Regions from separate parts of the Homo sapiens genome. Here region 2 is linked to region 1. The links are chromatin loops, found by intact Hi-C in ENCODE. Cell type or tissue: sigmoid colon. All regions are shown on one strand.

Region 1 (8,000 bases):
GCCACTGCACTCCAGCCTGAGCGACAGAGCGAGACTCTGTCTCAAAAAAAAAAAAAAAAAAAAAAAAAATTATTTTATGTTTTGTGTTGTCAAGATGTATGAGTTCTTTATATATTCTGGATGCTAGACCTTTATTAGATACATAATTTGCAAACATTTTCTTCCATTTTGTGGATTGTCTTTTCATTCTGCTGAGAATATCTTTCGATGCACAAGTGTTTTTTAATTTTGCTGAAGTCCAGTTTATCTTTTTTTCTTTTGTTCCTTTCACTTTCGATGTCATAGCTATGAAACCATTACCAAATCCAAGGTTTGGAAAATTTACCTCTACGTTTTCTTCTTAGAGTTTTAGACTTTTACCTCTTATATTTAGGCCTTTGATTAATTTTAGGTGAATTTTTATATATAGTATGAGGTAAAGGTCCAACTTCATTCTTTTACATGTGGTTATTACATTCTCTCAGCACCATTTGTTGAAGAGACTGCTCTTTCTTCATTGAATGGTCTTGGTTCCCTTGTAAAAAGTCACTTTATATGTGGGTTTTTTCTGAGCTCTCAGTTTTCTTCCATTGATTTATATGTCAGTCCTCATGCCAGTACCACAGCTGTGTTAGTTACTGTAGGTTTGTGGTAAGAAAAATTGGGAAATGTGAGTCCCCTAACTTCGTTTTTTTTTTTTTTTTTTGGCCATTTGAGGTCCCTTGTAATTATGTATGGATTTTAGGGTCAGCTTTTTCATTTTTGCAAAATCATTGGAATTTTGATAAGGTTGCACTGAATCTGTAGATTGCTTTGGGAAGTATTGCCATCTTCAAAATATTAAGCCTTCTAATTCATGAACACAGGGTGTCTTTTCATTTACTTCGTTCTTTAATTTCTTTTAACCCTGTGTATAATAAGTTTTGCACTTCCTTGGTTAAATGTATTCCTAAGTATGTCATTCTTTTTGATGCTTTTGCAAAAGGAATTGTTTTCTTTTTTTTCTCTGTCTTTCTCTCTATTTTTTTAGACAGGGTCTTGGCCAGGTGGGGTGTCTGACCCCTGTAATCCCAGCACTTTGGGAGGCTGAGGCAGGCGGATCACTTGAGGTCATGAGTTCCAGACCAGCCTGGCTAACTTGGTGAAACCCCATCTCTACTAAAAATATAAAAATTAGCCAGGTGTGGCAGCACACACCTGTAGTCCCAGCTACTCGGGAGGCTGAGGCGGGAGAATTGCTCAAATCCGGGAGGTGGAGTTTGCAGTGAGCTGAGATCATGCCACTGCACTCCAGCCTGGATGACAGAGCGAGACTTCGTCTCAAAAAAGAAAAAAAAAAAGAAAAGAGGGTCTCACTGCGTTGCCAAGGCTGGTCCTGAACTCCTGGCTTCAAGTGAGCCTCCTCCCTCTGCCTCCTAAAGTGCTGGGATTATAAGCCTGAGCCATTGGGCCTAGCCAGAAATTGTTTTCTTAATTTCTTTTTTTTCAGATTGCTCATTGCTAGTATATAGAAATGTAACTGAATTTCGTGTGTTGATCTTGTATGTTGCAACTGTGCTGAATTCCCTCAATGGCTTTTTGTCATTTGAATTAAATTTTCTTTTTCACAGACCTCTGACCTAGATTCGCACTTTCTTCAAGTTCTTTTCCTCTATCCCTCTTTTTTCTGTCTGTCTCATCTTAGTTGTCTGTTAGCAACATTTTCCCAACTTTTCTGCCAATTCCAATCAGTCAGTCATTCTGTCTCTTCCAATCAGTGAATCTCAGGTATTTATTGAGAACACAACACGTGTACAGTAGTGCTTTTCTAGGTGCCAGGAATGATAAAATATTGACTTGCTTTCTTCCCTGAAAAAAAAAATGTGTTGAGAAAACAAGTGAGCTGTATAGACAGTGATGCAAATTAGACTTGATAAATATGTAATTGATTGTTAGATGCACCATTATCTTCTGTTCCACTAAGAAAAATGCTGCAAATTAAAATAAGACATAACAATAGATACCGATTGTAAGTTGTATCTCTGTTTTGGAAATTTTTTCATATGAAAAAATATTTTATAGAATTAATATAATACAGTCTCAAATCAGGTGAGTAGTGTAGATAGAAATTAGTATGGATTGGAATAATAATAAAAATAGCTACCAAGTAACTGTAATGGTGTGCCAAATATTCTGTTAAACTATATGCATTATATAATTTTAATCTTTTTGGGAGCCATATGTTGTAAACATTTCCATTTTGCAAATAAGGAAACCTCTCTAGGTTAACGTGCTGTGTCATACCTAATAAATGCAAGACCGAATTCAGACTCAGGCACTGACCTTAGAACCTGCACCTCTAGCCATGCCAGGTGAATATAAGATAGGAGTTTTGAAGAATGGGTAGACGCTGGGGAGAGAGAGAAGCTAGCATTTTAAATGTATTTTGAAACAGTTATGGAAAACATTGAAAATGTACATGAAGTTGGAGAAAAAGTGAGAAAGCCTTTTGGATATTCTTTCTGCCTTTGTTTCAATGTTTTCCTTTTTCCTTCTTTCTGACCCACTTCCTTTTTCTTTACTTCTTCTTTTCCCTATTAATTGCTTATAAATAGACTTGCTGAATTTCTTGAATAATATCCATAAAATGTTCAACTCAGCTACTTATTTATTTTAAAAAATTATCAATAACAATGGCAACATCATTGATTAAGTACAGTTAAGTGTGAGACAGTGGACAACACTTTGTAAACCTGAGGATACTCCTCCATTGGGTATTATTACTCCCATTGTAATGTTGAGGATATAGGAACTCAGGAAGATTATTACATAATAATGTAATAATCTTGGAGTCTTTTGTCCAAAGTTTCCGAGTCAACTCCTGGATTAGCCAGTATTTGGACCAAGGTCTGTCTGGCTTGTAATTTCGTGATTTCATTATAGCATACTGACTCTCTGATAAGAACAGGAAATATAAAGTGAATTGAACATCATGCTTTTTCTAAGAACAAGATGTAATTTCTGTTTATATTTTAAGAGCCTGTTTATTCCTTTCTCTCCTTATGAGTACTTGGTTCTTGGAGCACCTCTGCATGTAAGATATAATACTGTGCAAGAAGAGATCTGTGATGTAATTGCAATGGCTTCTCCTGTGGATAGCATTTCTGATTTTGTTGTTGGGATTCCTCTCAGTTTGGGAGACAGGCTGGGAGAGATAGTAGGGTTTCCTGAGTCAGCTGCCTCTTGCTGGAGTTAGGACGAGAATTGGTTGACTGAATGTCTCTGGCCTCTTTCCACAGAGGAGGAAGCTTGACGCTGTCTATTACTATATGCGCAGTTTAGCTGCCAGCAACCCTATCCTGACTGCCAAGGAGAGTCTCATGAGCTTGTTTGAAGAGACCAAGCGGAAGGTGAGTGGGGATGTGGCAGAACCCTTCCTTCCTCGAATAGTGCATTTCCCTGAGTGTTGGTGTGCCCTAGCTCTGCGCACCGGCAGGATCGTAGCCAGTGAGGTTTATCCAAGGTGCAGTTATTGCTCAGTGTCTGTGTGTCCTCGGGGAATGACTCATAGTGTCCTTAAATGGTCCCATCAGACTGTGCTGGTGGGTAGTTGGTCAGCCCCTGTGCAGAACAAAACTGTGATCTTCAGGAGAGCTTTCAGGGGCCCTTGGATGTACATGTACGTGCTCTACAGCCTTCAGTCTACAGAATTAATAACTATATGAAACAAAGCAGATGACACTCTGCTACTTTGGGACTGTGGTACAGTATTTTTATTGTCAAATAAATACCGGTGAGGTGAGGCTTTTCTCTTTGTAAGCTGAGTCTCAGGAAAGTCTGAGCTCATGTGTGTTTTTTGTTTTTGAGACAGAGTTTCGCTCTTGTTGCCCAGACTGGAGTGCAGTGATGCGATCTTGGCTCACTGCAACCTCTGCCTCCCGGATTTAAGTGATTCTCATGCCTCAGCCTCCCGAGTAGCTAGGATTACAGATATGCGCCACCACACCCAGCTAATTTTGTATTTTTAGTAGAGACAGGGTTTCACTATGTTGGTCAGGCTGGTCTCAAACTCCTGACCTCAAGTGATCCGCCTGCCTCCGCATCTCTAAGTGCTGGGATTACAGGCGTGAGCCACCACACCAGGCCATGAGCTAATGTGTTTGTATGTTATATAGGCAGAACAGATGGAAAAGAAGCAACATGAGGAATTTGACCTGAGCCCTGACCAGTGGCGGAAAGGAAAGAAGTCTACTTTCCGGCATGTTGGAGATGACACCACTCGCCTGGAGATCTGGATTCATCCATCCCATCCACGGTCTTCCCAGGGCACTGAGTCTGGGAAGGATTCTGAGCAAGAGAATGGGCTGGGCAGCCTGAGTCCCAGTGATGTAAGTTCCTGAGAATGATGCAATGAGCCAAACTAGCTCAGTAAGCCTGGGTGCCCTGGTTCATACAGCTGTGAGGCACAGATACTTCCCACTGATTGCAAGGAAGACAAACCACTTGAGGCTCCCTGATGGTCTTTTCCCTTCTCATGTACGCTTCCTTTATCTTTATTATGTACTTCCCTCTCTCACCACTATGTGTCACTGCAGAATTTAGTAAAAGTAGGATTAGAATTTTTTTTTTTTTTTTTTTTTTTTTGCTGCTTTTTGTTCAGCGTCATCAACATGATGCTTTAGGATTCTATGTGGGATTTTGTACTTATCTTTTCCTCTTGGTTGACCTTATATTCCGAGAATGAACTAAAGTAGCATGGATAGGTTAGTTAGTCTGATTTGTGATGGGCTTTCTATGGGATATCCTCTTATAACTCTTGGGCGGGGACTTTTTCCTTTAAGCCAGGAGAAATGACAGTAGAAAAATCACAGGCTTGTTTAGAAGATTTCTCCTCTTCATTGACTCAGTAAGTAATTATCGACAGTGTGCCAGTCACTAAAGATAACAGTGAACAAGATCTCTTGCTGTCTCAGTGCATTCTAGTGGAGGACGCAAGAGACTTAACATTGTAATTACTTCTGTTTTTGGGGTGCACACCCAGTATATGAGAGCACATAGCCATGGGACCAAAGCAGCCATTGGTCAATTGAAGTATAAAGAACAAGTAGGAGTTAGCTTGAGAAGGAAAGGGAGGTGGTAAAGTGATTCCCAGGCAAAGGAAATAGCATATGCAAAGGGCTGAGGCTGGCTGGGGGAGAGAGAGCACGGTAGGTGGAAAACTGCAGTGGCTGGTTCGTTGCGCCTTAAGGGTAAAATTCACCCAGTGGGTGGTGTAAGCTGGGGCTAGATGTTGAAGGGTCATATGATAAATTATTTGACCTTTATCCTGAAAATAGTAGGAAGCTATTGGATGCTTTAAATAGGGGAATAACATCTGCTCTTCAGAAATAAACCCTGGCCGCTTTGTAAAATGTTTGGAGAAGAGTAAGACTAGAAATAGGAGACAAGGAGGGTGCTGCGGTAGTTCCAAGTGAGATATGAAAAAGACTTGAACCAAGAAATGGCTTTGGAGGTGGGAAGAAGTGAACAGACACAAGTCATATTATTACAGTAGAATCCAAAAGACTTGGTTGAACGTGGGGAGCTCAGGGAGAAGAAAGAGTCAAGGTCTGGTGTGGTGGCTCCCATCTGTAATCCCAGCACTTTGGGAGGCCAAGGCAGGAGGTTCGCTGGAGCCTAGGAATTCAGTACCAGCCTGGTCAACAAAACGAGGCTTCTGTCTCTGTAAAAAAATTTTCAAAATTGGCTGGGCATGGTGATGCGGGCCTCTAGTTCTAGCTACTCAGGAGTCTGAGGCAGGAGGATTGCTTGAGTCCAGGAGTTCAAGGATGTCATGAGCTATGATCCAGCGTAGGTGCCAGAGCAAGACCCTGTCTCAAAAAAGTCAAGAATGAGCCCAAGAGCGTCAAGGCTGCACCACTGCACTGCAGCCTGAGTGATGAGTGAGACTCTGCCTTCCAAAAAATAAATGAATACAATCAAAAACAGGGTCGGTCTCTGTTGCTCAGGCCAGAGTGCAGTGATGCGATCGAAATCCTGAGTTCCAGTGATTTTCCTGCCTCAGCCTCCTGAGTTGCTAGGACTACAGGCACATGCCACCACACCCAGCTAATTTTTTGTAGCGATGGAGACTTGCCCTGTTGCGCAGGCTGGTCTCAAACTCCTGGCCTCAAGCAGTCCTCCCGTGGCCTCCCAAAGATCTGGGATTACAGGCATGAGGTGTATCATGTCTGTCCCATTTTATTTCTAATTATACAAATAATAGATGAATATATTTTTGGTAAAAACTTTAAATTCTTGTAGGTAGACTACAACGTGGTAATTTGTTTTCTAAACTATTGATGAAACTATATATTTTTAGTTTGTACATCATCCTTGGGTAACTATTACCCTTAATTTTCTTTAAATTTAAATCTTTGAGTTTGAGCTTTTCATTTTAGGCTACCAGCCCTCGAAGAAATCTGCAGTTTCTGGCCTGACGCGGTGGCTTACGCCTGTAATCCCAGCACTTTAGGAGGCCGAGGCGAGCAGATCACAAGGTCAGGAGTTCGAGACCAGCCTGGCCAACATGGTGAAACCCTGTCTCTACTAAAAATGCAAAAAAATTAGCTGGGCGTGGCAGCGCACTCCTGTAATCCCAGCTACTCGGGAGGCTGAGGCAGGAGAGTTGCTTGAACCCGGGAGGCGGAGGTTGCAGTGAGCCGAGATCGTGCCACTGCACTCCAGCCTGGGCAAAGAAGCCAGACTTTGTCTCAAAAAAAAAAGAAAAAGAAATCTGCAGTTTCATAACTTTTCATTTATCTATCCAGGAAACCACACTGCCATTTTTACCTGCTTTCTTAGGCCCAAGTTAGCTTCCTATATTCTTTTTTTTCTCTCACAGTAGGTCCCAAGAGCTTAGCTTGCTTTCTCTGTTCCTTGGAACACACACATTGATAAGAAGTAAGCATTGAGGATAGAGAAATTAAAATAACCAAAAATGATTTTTAACCTCAAAGAGCACTTGGTCACGTGAGGAAGACATAGGTGTGTCATTATAGTTCCGTGTGGTAAGTACTGTGATAAAGGCAAGCATGAGAGGCCGTGGGAGCATGCAGTTGGAACACCTAATCCAGTCATGGTTAGGGAAGGCTGGGGCGAGGCCGCATTTTGCAGCTTAAAGATGTCGTAAAGGCATTTCTACTTGGAGGCATGAAAATGTGGATGAGGCATGGAGGCTTCAGGAACTGCGAGTAGTTCAGTATGGCTGGAGTCTAGAGTGTGAGAAGTTCTCCTGTGAGCGACTGGAGTCGTGCTTGACATGTTCCTTTCCTCTGTCCCCACATCCAGTCAGTACCACCTGGTATTAGGAGGTGGATACTGTTGAGTCCACCTCCTAATCGTAACTTGAAGCCATCCACTTCTCTCCTTTCTCATTGCTGCCATCGTAGTTCAAGCTATCACCATTTCAGTAATCCATATACTATGGAAAGAAGTTCATAATGGTCTTTTCAGATTTATTCCTGGTCCTCTTCTGGCCTTTCATTTTAGACAGTAACCCAAATGAATGAACTTCCAAATATCCATTTCTGATCATGCCACTGCCTTCTTGAAAGTGTTTAGTTATTTCTGTGTGCTCTTACAATCAGGTCTAAAATCCTCGACATAGTCCACTAGGCTCCTCATGATCTGGCTCCTGCTACTTCAAATCTTACACTTTTCATACTTTTCTTCCTTTGTTACTGTATTCCAGCCACACTGGCTTCTTCCTTGAAGGATCCAAGCTCTTTTCTGGCTCCTGGCTGTTGTTCATCTCTCTGCCCGCACCGCTCTTACCTCTCACTGGTATTTCTGCCTTTATCAGTCACTTTCTTTCTTACCCTTCAGGTCTCAGCCTAAATGTCACGTTTTCAAGGAAGCGTTTCCTGATCCCTGAGACTGGCCATTTCGCCTTTGTAATAACCACATTTCTGGTTTAAGTGCTTTTAAGTGTAGTTTTGTGCAGATCTTTCCCTTGCTAGATTGAAGGCCCTGTGAGAGTAGAGTCATATCTAGTGTGTTCA
Region 2 (8,000 bases), 180 kb after region 1:
CTCCCAGATTCAAGCAATTCTTCTGCCTCAGCCTCCTGGGTAGCTGGGACTGCAGGTGTGCACCTGCAGGTTTGCAGGCGTGGGCCTGGTTAATTTTTGTATTTTTAGTAGAGACAGGGTTTCACTATGTTGGCCAGGCTGGTCTCGAACACCTGACCTCAAGTTACCCGCCCGCCTCGGCCTTTCAAAGGCCTGGGATTACAGGCGTGAGTCACTGCGCCTGGCAAGATTTTTAAAAATGAAAGTTTCAATATGTGTTTTCATAGTGGACGCTGGGGATTGGAGAGTGGCTAAGAAGACTCCAAAGAGGTCCAGTTACAACTCAGTCACACATCAGATTCCCATGTCTCCTTCTGGATCATCCTGTAGTTTCTATAGCTGTTTTCTGTAATTCATGCAAATTCTCTGTAATCCTTCATTTCCGTTTTCTACCCACTTAGCTGTTGCCATTATTTTGAGGCATTGGATGTAAAAAACAAAACAAAACAAAAAAAAACCTGTTAGATTTATCTTGTAGGCTAAGGCTCAGAAATTGGGCAAGGTTCAGGTAGCTTTTCAGAAGGCGAGGCAGGTGTGCTTAGTTACACTATTCCAAGATTCTCCCAGAAATAGAACTCTAAAGTGAGGACTTGGGTGCCCTTGAAGGAGAACAACAAAATACCATTTTGGAAATAAAATTCTGCTGTCCTGGGTGTTCCAGCCCCTCCCATGCTGGCCTCCTTTCGGCACCATTCCTTTCTGCAGTCCCACCCCGCTTGGCCCTGGCACGCAGTCCCATGAACATGCCACCTGCCTTCTCTCTCTCTCTGGCCCCATCCATTGGCTGTTCAGTTTATTTTTTCCACATCCTCACCCTCTTCCAGCTCCAAGTTAAATAACCCTCACAGATGGCTTGTTCCATCAGAGCTGTTTAAGAACACAGAGCAGTGAACTAGTGCCCAGAGGAGCTGCCCCAGCCCAAGACTGCCCTTCCTATGGAGGCTCAAGACAACTGTGTCATCAGCTACCTAGAGGCCCAGAGACAGTGAGCAGAAAGGCTGGCAGGTTGGGTGGTAGAATGTCTGTTTAACACTATAATCCTCTAGCAGCTAACAACTAGTTCTCACTTAGATTTACAAGTCAGAACCAGGAGCCAGATACACTGCATACTCCATTTTCCATAGAAGACATAGTACTTCGTAGCTGGCATTTCTCCCCCACTTTTTTACAGCATGGAAACCCAACAGGAAATGACAGTCCCCATTTGTGTTTGGGATCATGGTTTCAGTCCTTAGTGAACCTCTTCATGAACTCCCGAGAGGTCTAGATCCCTGCCCTGCCTGACCCAAAGGGCAGGATTTCCAGCTGTCAGCACACCCATGGGAAGACAGGGAACTTCACATGCCTATTAGGAATCCTGCATAGAGTCTGGGCACAGTGGCTCACACCTATAATCCCAGCACTTTGGGAGGCCAAGGTGGGCAGATCACCTGAGGTCAGGAGTTCAAGACTAGCATGACCAACATGTCAGGCTAAAATACTAAACTACTAAGTACTGAAATACTAAACGTCTCTACTAAAAATACAAAACTCAGCCAGGCGTGGTGGCACATGCCTGTAATCCCAGCTACTTGGGAGACTGAGGCAGGAGAATTGCTAGAACCCGGGAGGCGGAGGTTGCAGTGAGCCGAGATCGCACAATTGCATTCCAGCCTGGGCGACAAACCGAGACTCTGTCTCAAAAAAAAAAAAAAAATTCCTGCCTAGAGAGAAGATCCCAGAATTTCTTTCACTCTTTCTTTCCTGTCAGCAGGGACACGGAGGTTTCCTGTCTGCCTTGTCATCAGCTTTGAAACATTTTCCTCCTGCATTCCCCCATATATGTAGTGGCCTGTAAGCTTTGCCCCCTTCATGTTCCCAGCATCCTCCTTCCCTCTCTCATAATCGGCTGGGTCTGGTTAATTTTGCCCTTGTGACAGGACAGCCTTTCCCTTGTCCTCGGAGTTATTCCTGTGGGACATAAGACCTCTCTGGTCATGGTCTCCCTCTCTTTCCCTTCCTTCTTGCCCTTTCCTCTCTAACTATAGCCTTTGTAAATAGACTCCTCTGAGGTCACCGAGGAATGGTAGTATGTGCCTTTGCTGCTATAGGACTCTCTTTTCCCCCAGTAAGCAGAGTTCCCTTGAGAGACCCCCCTCCCTTCCTTTATTAAAAGGCACGTTGGTGGCTTATCTGCTTGAACTCTGGCATAACAGGGCATGGAACAATGGCATGTGCAGAGTGCTTTGGCCAAAGGGAAATTAACTTTGAGCCAGAGACAGCAGTTTGAAGAAACTTCCCTTAGTAAGAAAAGAGACAAGAAGAAAAGTGATGGGGTGGAAAGGGAAAATTCTATGGCAGAGAAGGTCTCCCTGAGAACTCAATCAGAAATCAGTATCTCCTCCTTAAGCCTGGTTTTTCCACTGAGAAGTAAACTATTATTCTCTCTTCTCCTCCTTCATACCTTCTCCAAGATCAAGCGTTGCCAGATAAGTAACACACCCTGTTGCTTGCAAAGTAAAAGTTACTTGGATTGACAGATTTGTGGAGCCTTTGGGTGCCAAGTATCAGGAGGGAGCTTTGATTTCCATTTTCCTGTCTTCATGATGGACTTTACTCTTTACATTCAGTAGAAAAGTTCAAGGCTGTGGTGCAGACAACTTTCAGAGGTTACCCACATATAGGTCTTAAAACTTAACATCTGGCAGTTACTAGTTTCCTATATTCATTCAGCTCATCAAGTATTCAGCTGAGGTTTTGCCCATATTATGTCCAGTGAAATGAAATGAATCTAAGTGATAGAACTCTTTTTAGGGCAGGTATCCTGAGAAATTTTAAATTTCAGTATTTCTTTTCTTGCCTGTAGCTTAGCCAAGCACCCATTCAATTTGTGTTCCTCTAAAGGCAAATTCGTCAGAACTGTTTCTTCTGTCCTGAGGGCCTTTAGGCTACTGCTGAGTCTGGGCAAGTGTTATTTATTTATTTATTTATTTATTTTTGAGACAGAGTTTTGCTCTTGTTGCTCAGGCTGGAGTGCAGTGGCGCGGTCTTGGCTCACTGCACTCTCCGCCTCCCAAGTTCAAGCAATTCTGCCTTAGCCTCCCAGGTAGCTGGGATTACAGGCACCTGCCACCACGCCCGGCTAATTTTTGTATTTTTAGTAGAGATTGGGTTTCACCATGTTGGCCAGGCTGGTCTCAAACTCCTGACCTCAGGTGATCCACCCACCTTGGCCTCCCAAAGTGCTGGGATTACAGGTGTGAGCCACCACGCCCGGCTGAGTGTAATATTTTTTAAGTGAGAAAGACTTGAAGTAGGCTGAGTGCAGTGGCTCACGCCTGTAATCCCAGCACTTTGGGAGGTCGAGGCGGGAGGATTGCTTGAGTCCAGGAGTTTGAGAGCAGCCTGGGTAACATGGTGAGACCCCATCTCTACAAAAAAAAAAAAAAAAAAAAAAAATTAGCTGGGTGTGGTGGTGCATACCTGTAGTCCTAGATGTTCAGGAGGCTGAAGTGGGAGGATCACTTGAACCTGGGAGGTTGAGGCTGCAGTGAGCCAAGATCACACCATTGCACTCAGCCTGGGCAACAGAGTGTGACCTTGTCTCCCAAAAAAAAAGATGACTTGAAGTAGAGACCTTTCCCTATACTCTTTGTGAAAGTGCCATTACCTTCATAAGAGGCCATATTATAATATAATGAACTGAGCACAAACTTTGGAGTAAGACAAATCTGGGTTCAAAGCCCAGCTTCATCACTTCATCACTTGCTTTTTCTGAGCTTTAGTTTCCTCTTCCTGTCTCACAGGATTACCATGATAATCAAATGAAATAACATAATTCCTAGTAACCATCTGTCACCACTTCATCTACACCACAGCTTTCCCAGTAAAATGGGATATTTAGGCCACCAAGAAAGCGTGATCAATGAAAATTGCAGAGGAAGTAAGATGCTAACTTGCTCTACCTGCCACTACCCTGAACCTTTTTTTTTTTCAACCCCCTTAACCTCTTTAAAGAGCTTCTGGCATGCTCATGGGTTTTTCTTTCTAGAACTTTCCCTGCCCTGAATTTGTTCAGTATGCATTGTCACTTGTGAGGACTTCTTTTCACAATAAATACCCAAGTGCTTTAGAATGTCTGGATGGTGGCCAGGCACAGTGGCTCAAGCTTGTAATCCCAGCAATTTGGGAAGCTGAGGCAGACGGAACCCTTGAAATCAGGAATTCGTGACCTGCCTGGCCAACATGGTGAAACCCTGTCTGTACTAAAAATACAAAAATTAGCCAGGTGTGGCCGGGCGCGGTGGCTCACGCCTGTAATCCCAGCACTTTGGGAGGCCGAGGTGGGCGGATCACGAGGTCAGGAGATCAAGACCATCCTGGCTAACATGGTGAAACCCCGTCTCTACTAAAAATACAAAAAATTAGCCGGGCGAGGTGGTGGGCGCCTGTAGTCCCAGCTACTCGGGAGGCTGAGGCAGGAGAATGACTTGAACCTGGGAAGCAGAGGTTGCAGTGAGCTGAGATCGTGCCATTACACTCCTGCCTGGGCTACAGAACAAGATTCCAACTGAAAAAAAAAAAAAAAGAATGTGTTGATGGTGATTCTCCTGGAAGTCAAGCCTGCTTTCTCTGTGCCATCACAGAGGTGTTGCTGGCAGACTAATCTTGAGACGACTTCTTACCTCTTTGCACCAAGGCTCTTATTAAGGGGTCTTTCCTGACTTTAGATCCGGTGATGAGTTAGCCCAAAAGAGTGTGCTCAGTCTCCTATAGGGCTCACAGGTTTGGCTTATACCCTCCAAGTGGCCCAATGGGAGCTACAGGGTGTTGGAGGTGGTCATGGGAAAGAAACAGCTCACAAGAAGAGCGTGGGGCGAGAGCCAGCCGTTCCCCACTGCCTGCTGGAGCAAGCTCAGTGAGGCCGCTGACAAGAGTCCTCAGAACACTAAACAGGTGATTAAAACATCAGTATAAGTCTTTCCAAGCTTCACAGAAAGCCAAAAACTTAGTTTGGACAGCAACAGAAATTTTCCGCTCTGTAGCTTTATAAACTGGTCCGCTGTTTCTTCCTCTGCTCTGTGGCCAGAGGGGAGCTCTGTGCTAATGATTCCATAAAACCCTCCAAGTCTTCCTGAGTGGCTTATCATATGAGAGTAACCTATACCACCCTTTTCCATCAGAGTAATCTCTAGCCTCTCACTGTTAGTTCGCATTCTGAATCTTTAACCCTTCCAAAAAGGCCAAGCCCAGCTCTTGGCACTGTCCCCTATGACAGAGCTGAGCTCCTCCATCAAGCTCAGTGGCAGAACGATCCTTTCCTCCTTTCCAAGATGACTGCCCAGAATCACAGAAACCTGTAAGAATGGAAAGAGAGTAATCCCAATTCTGGGCATTCACCCAAAAGATTTGAAATCAGTTGGTTGAAGAGATGTCTGGACTCCCAGGTTCACTGCAGCATTAGTCACAATAACCAAGTTATGGAATTAGTCTGAGTGTCCATCAACAGATGAATGGATAAAGAAAAGGTGGGACATACACACAATGGAGTACTATTTGGCCTTTAAAAAGAAATTCTGTTGTTTTCAGCAACATGGGTGGAATTGAAGAGCATTATGCTGAGTGAAATAAGCCAGGCACGGAAAGACACATACCATATGTTCTCACTTACATGTAGAATCTGAAAGAGTCCAGCTCATAAAAGCAGAGAGTAGGATGGTGGCTACAGAGGCTGGGAAATGGGGAGATGATGGTCAAAGGGTTCAAAGCGTCAGTTCCATGGGAGAAAGATGGGTGTGTGTTTTTCTGAGATCTGTTGAACAGCATGGTGAGCATAAAAATACAGCACTGTACATTTAAAATTGCTTTAAGAGGTCAGACGTGGTCACTCACAACTGTAATCCCAACATTTTGCGAGGCTGAGGCAGGATGATCACTTGACACCAGGAGCTCAAACCAGCCTGGGCAACATAGTGAGACCTCATCTCTAAAAAAAAAAAAAAAAAAAAAAAAAATGAAATTAGCAGGATGTGGTGGTCCACGCCTGTAGTCCCAGCTACTTGGGAGGCTGAGGCGGGAAGATCACTTGAGCCTGGGAAGTGAAGACTGCAGTGAGTCTTGATCACACCACTGCACTCCAGCCTGGGTGACAGAGCAAGACCCTGTCTAAAAGAAAAAAAAATTCCTTTAAGAGTAAATTTCAAATTTTCTCACCACAATAAAATGATAAGTATTTGAGGTGATGGGTATGTTAATTAGCTGGGTTTAATTATTATACATTGTATTCATAAAATATATCACTTTGTACCCTTGTAAATAAACACAAATATAAATTGTCAATTTATAATAAAATTTTGTAAAGGACTAGGAATATAGATCTTCAGAGTTATTAGCATCTTGCAGACAGGGCTCAGTAATTTGCCTGAGAGCACACAAGTTAGGAGGCCACGACACTGTCGTTCCACTAGGCCCTGCTTGTCCTAGACTGTGGCGTGTCACCCACCCAGGAGGAGTGCACCATGCCCAGAAGAGTTCAGTCTTCAAGAAATCAGCTCTGAGAGGCTGCCTTTTTCTCTTCTTCTGTGAATTTCCAGGCAAGAGAAGAGCTTTCTCCTTGGGGAGATGGTGAGGGTCTCTGAAACACCTGTGAATGTTCTGGATCATGGAGAGCTGTGGCAGTTAGAACAGTCCGGCCCCTGCAGTTACTGGCTGCATTTCCTGAGCAAGTTACTTCTCTGTGCCTTAATTTCCTCACCTCTATAATCGAAGCAGTGACAGTATCTACTTCATGAGGTTGTGGGGATCACGAGTTGGTTCGTGTAAAGCATTTGGCACAGTGCCTGGCTTGTAGTAACCATTCGCTCGGTGTTCGCTGTGGCTGCGAAGGGTGAGTGAGGCATGCAGCAGGTTTTATTACGTCCCGGAAGGCCGATGGCACTCTTCCAGGAAGGTAGCGCTGGTGAGCTGGTAAACCTTGAATGAGGAAGTCATTTTATCTGGCTTTGGATCTTAGTTCTCCTGAGAATGTCATTGAATTTATTTGAATTTTAGTTTCCTCATCTACATCATCTGGATGTAGTAACTGCATCAAAGAGTGCAGAGGATTTCTAGATCCTAAAAGTATCATGAAAAATATAAAGTAGGTTGGGTGCAGTGGCTCACGGCTGTAACCCCAACACTTTGGGAGGCCAAAGCAGAAGGACTGCTTGAGACCAGGAGTTCAAGACCAGTCCTGGCAGCATAGCGAGGCCCCATCTCTACAAAAATAAAAATTCAAAAATTAGCTGGGCATGGTGATGCATGACTGTCGTCCCAGCCACTTGGGAGGCTGAGGCAGGAGGATTACTTGAGTCCAGGAGTTCAAGGTTGCAGTGAGCTTTGATCACGCCACTGTACTCCAGCCTGGGTGACAGAGCAAGACCCTGTCTCAAAAAATATATAGATAGTAGTAGTGTTTGCACCTTTGAAAAATAGAGTTGCATTTTGAAGAGTCTAGTAAAATTGTGACCACTTTGACCTAACCTTCCATCCTTTAAAGCAGTAATTCTAAAACTCAGTGTTCATAAGTACCTGGAACACTTACACACATTCTGGCCAGGTGCTGTGGCCCACACCTGTAATCCCAGCACTTTGGGAGGCTGAAGCAGGGGGATCTCTTGAGCCTAGGAGTTCAAGACCAGCCTGTGCAATACATTCTGGCCAGGTGCTGTGGCTCACACCTGTAATCCTAGCACTTTGGGAAGCTGAAGCAGGGGGATCTCTTGAGCCTGGGAGTTCAAGACCAGCCTGTTCAATATCGCGAGACCCCATCTCTACAAAACATTTTTTAAAAATTAGCTGGATGTGATGGTGTGCGCCTGTATTCCCAGCTACTCGATAGGTTGAGACTGCAGTGAGCCGTGTTTACACCACAGCACTCCAGCCTAGGTGAGAGAGCAAAACCCTGTCTCATAGAATAAAATGTTTAAAAGTACACATTCTAA

What was found. Peaks named below come from ENCODE experiments on the same cell type or tissue, not always from the same donor. Only the 100,000 strongest peaks of a DNase experiment are listed, where the experiment ranks them.
Region 2: it touches region 1 in a loop (2.5-fold over the local background); 2 of 110 quality-filtered maps call a loop at or near these places.

What each region holds. Positions count from the first base shown.
Region 1 is chr17:2,278,993-2,286,992 of GRCh38, reverse strand. SMG6 (SMG6 nonsense mediated mRNA decay factor) reads left to right here. Exons shown (of 19, transcript NM_017575.5): 7 at 3,258-3,368; 8 at 4,134-4,346. Among named protein-coding and RNA genes, the nearest start is that of SMG6, 21 kb to the left of the region's middle. In sigmoid colon, a CTCF peak has its summit at 4,527; no DNase peak of the experiment used is centred here.
Region 2 is chr17:2,100,561-2,108,560 of GRCh38, reverse strand. All of the region lies in intron 13 of SMG6 (SMG6 nonsense mediated mRNA decay factor), which reads left to right. SMG6-AS1 (SMG6 antisense RNA 1) reads right to left here. Exons shown (of 2, transcript NR_199038.1): 2 at 6,258-7,439. Among named protein-coding and RNA genes, the nearest start is that of SMG6-AS1, 15 kb to the right of the region's middle. In sigmoid colon, no CTCF peak of the experiment used is centred here; DNase peaks (open chromatin) are centred at 4,910 and 6,890; H3K27ac peaks cover 2,533 bases.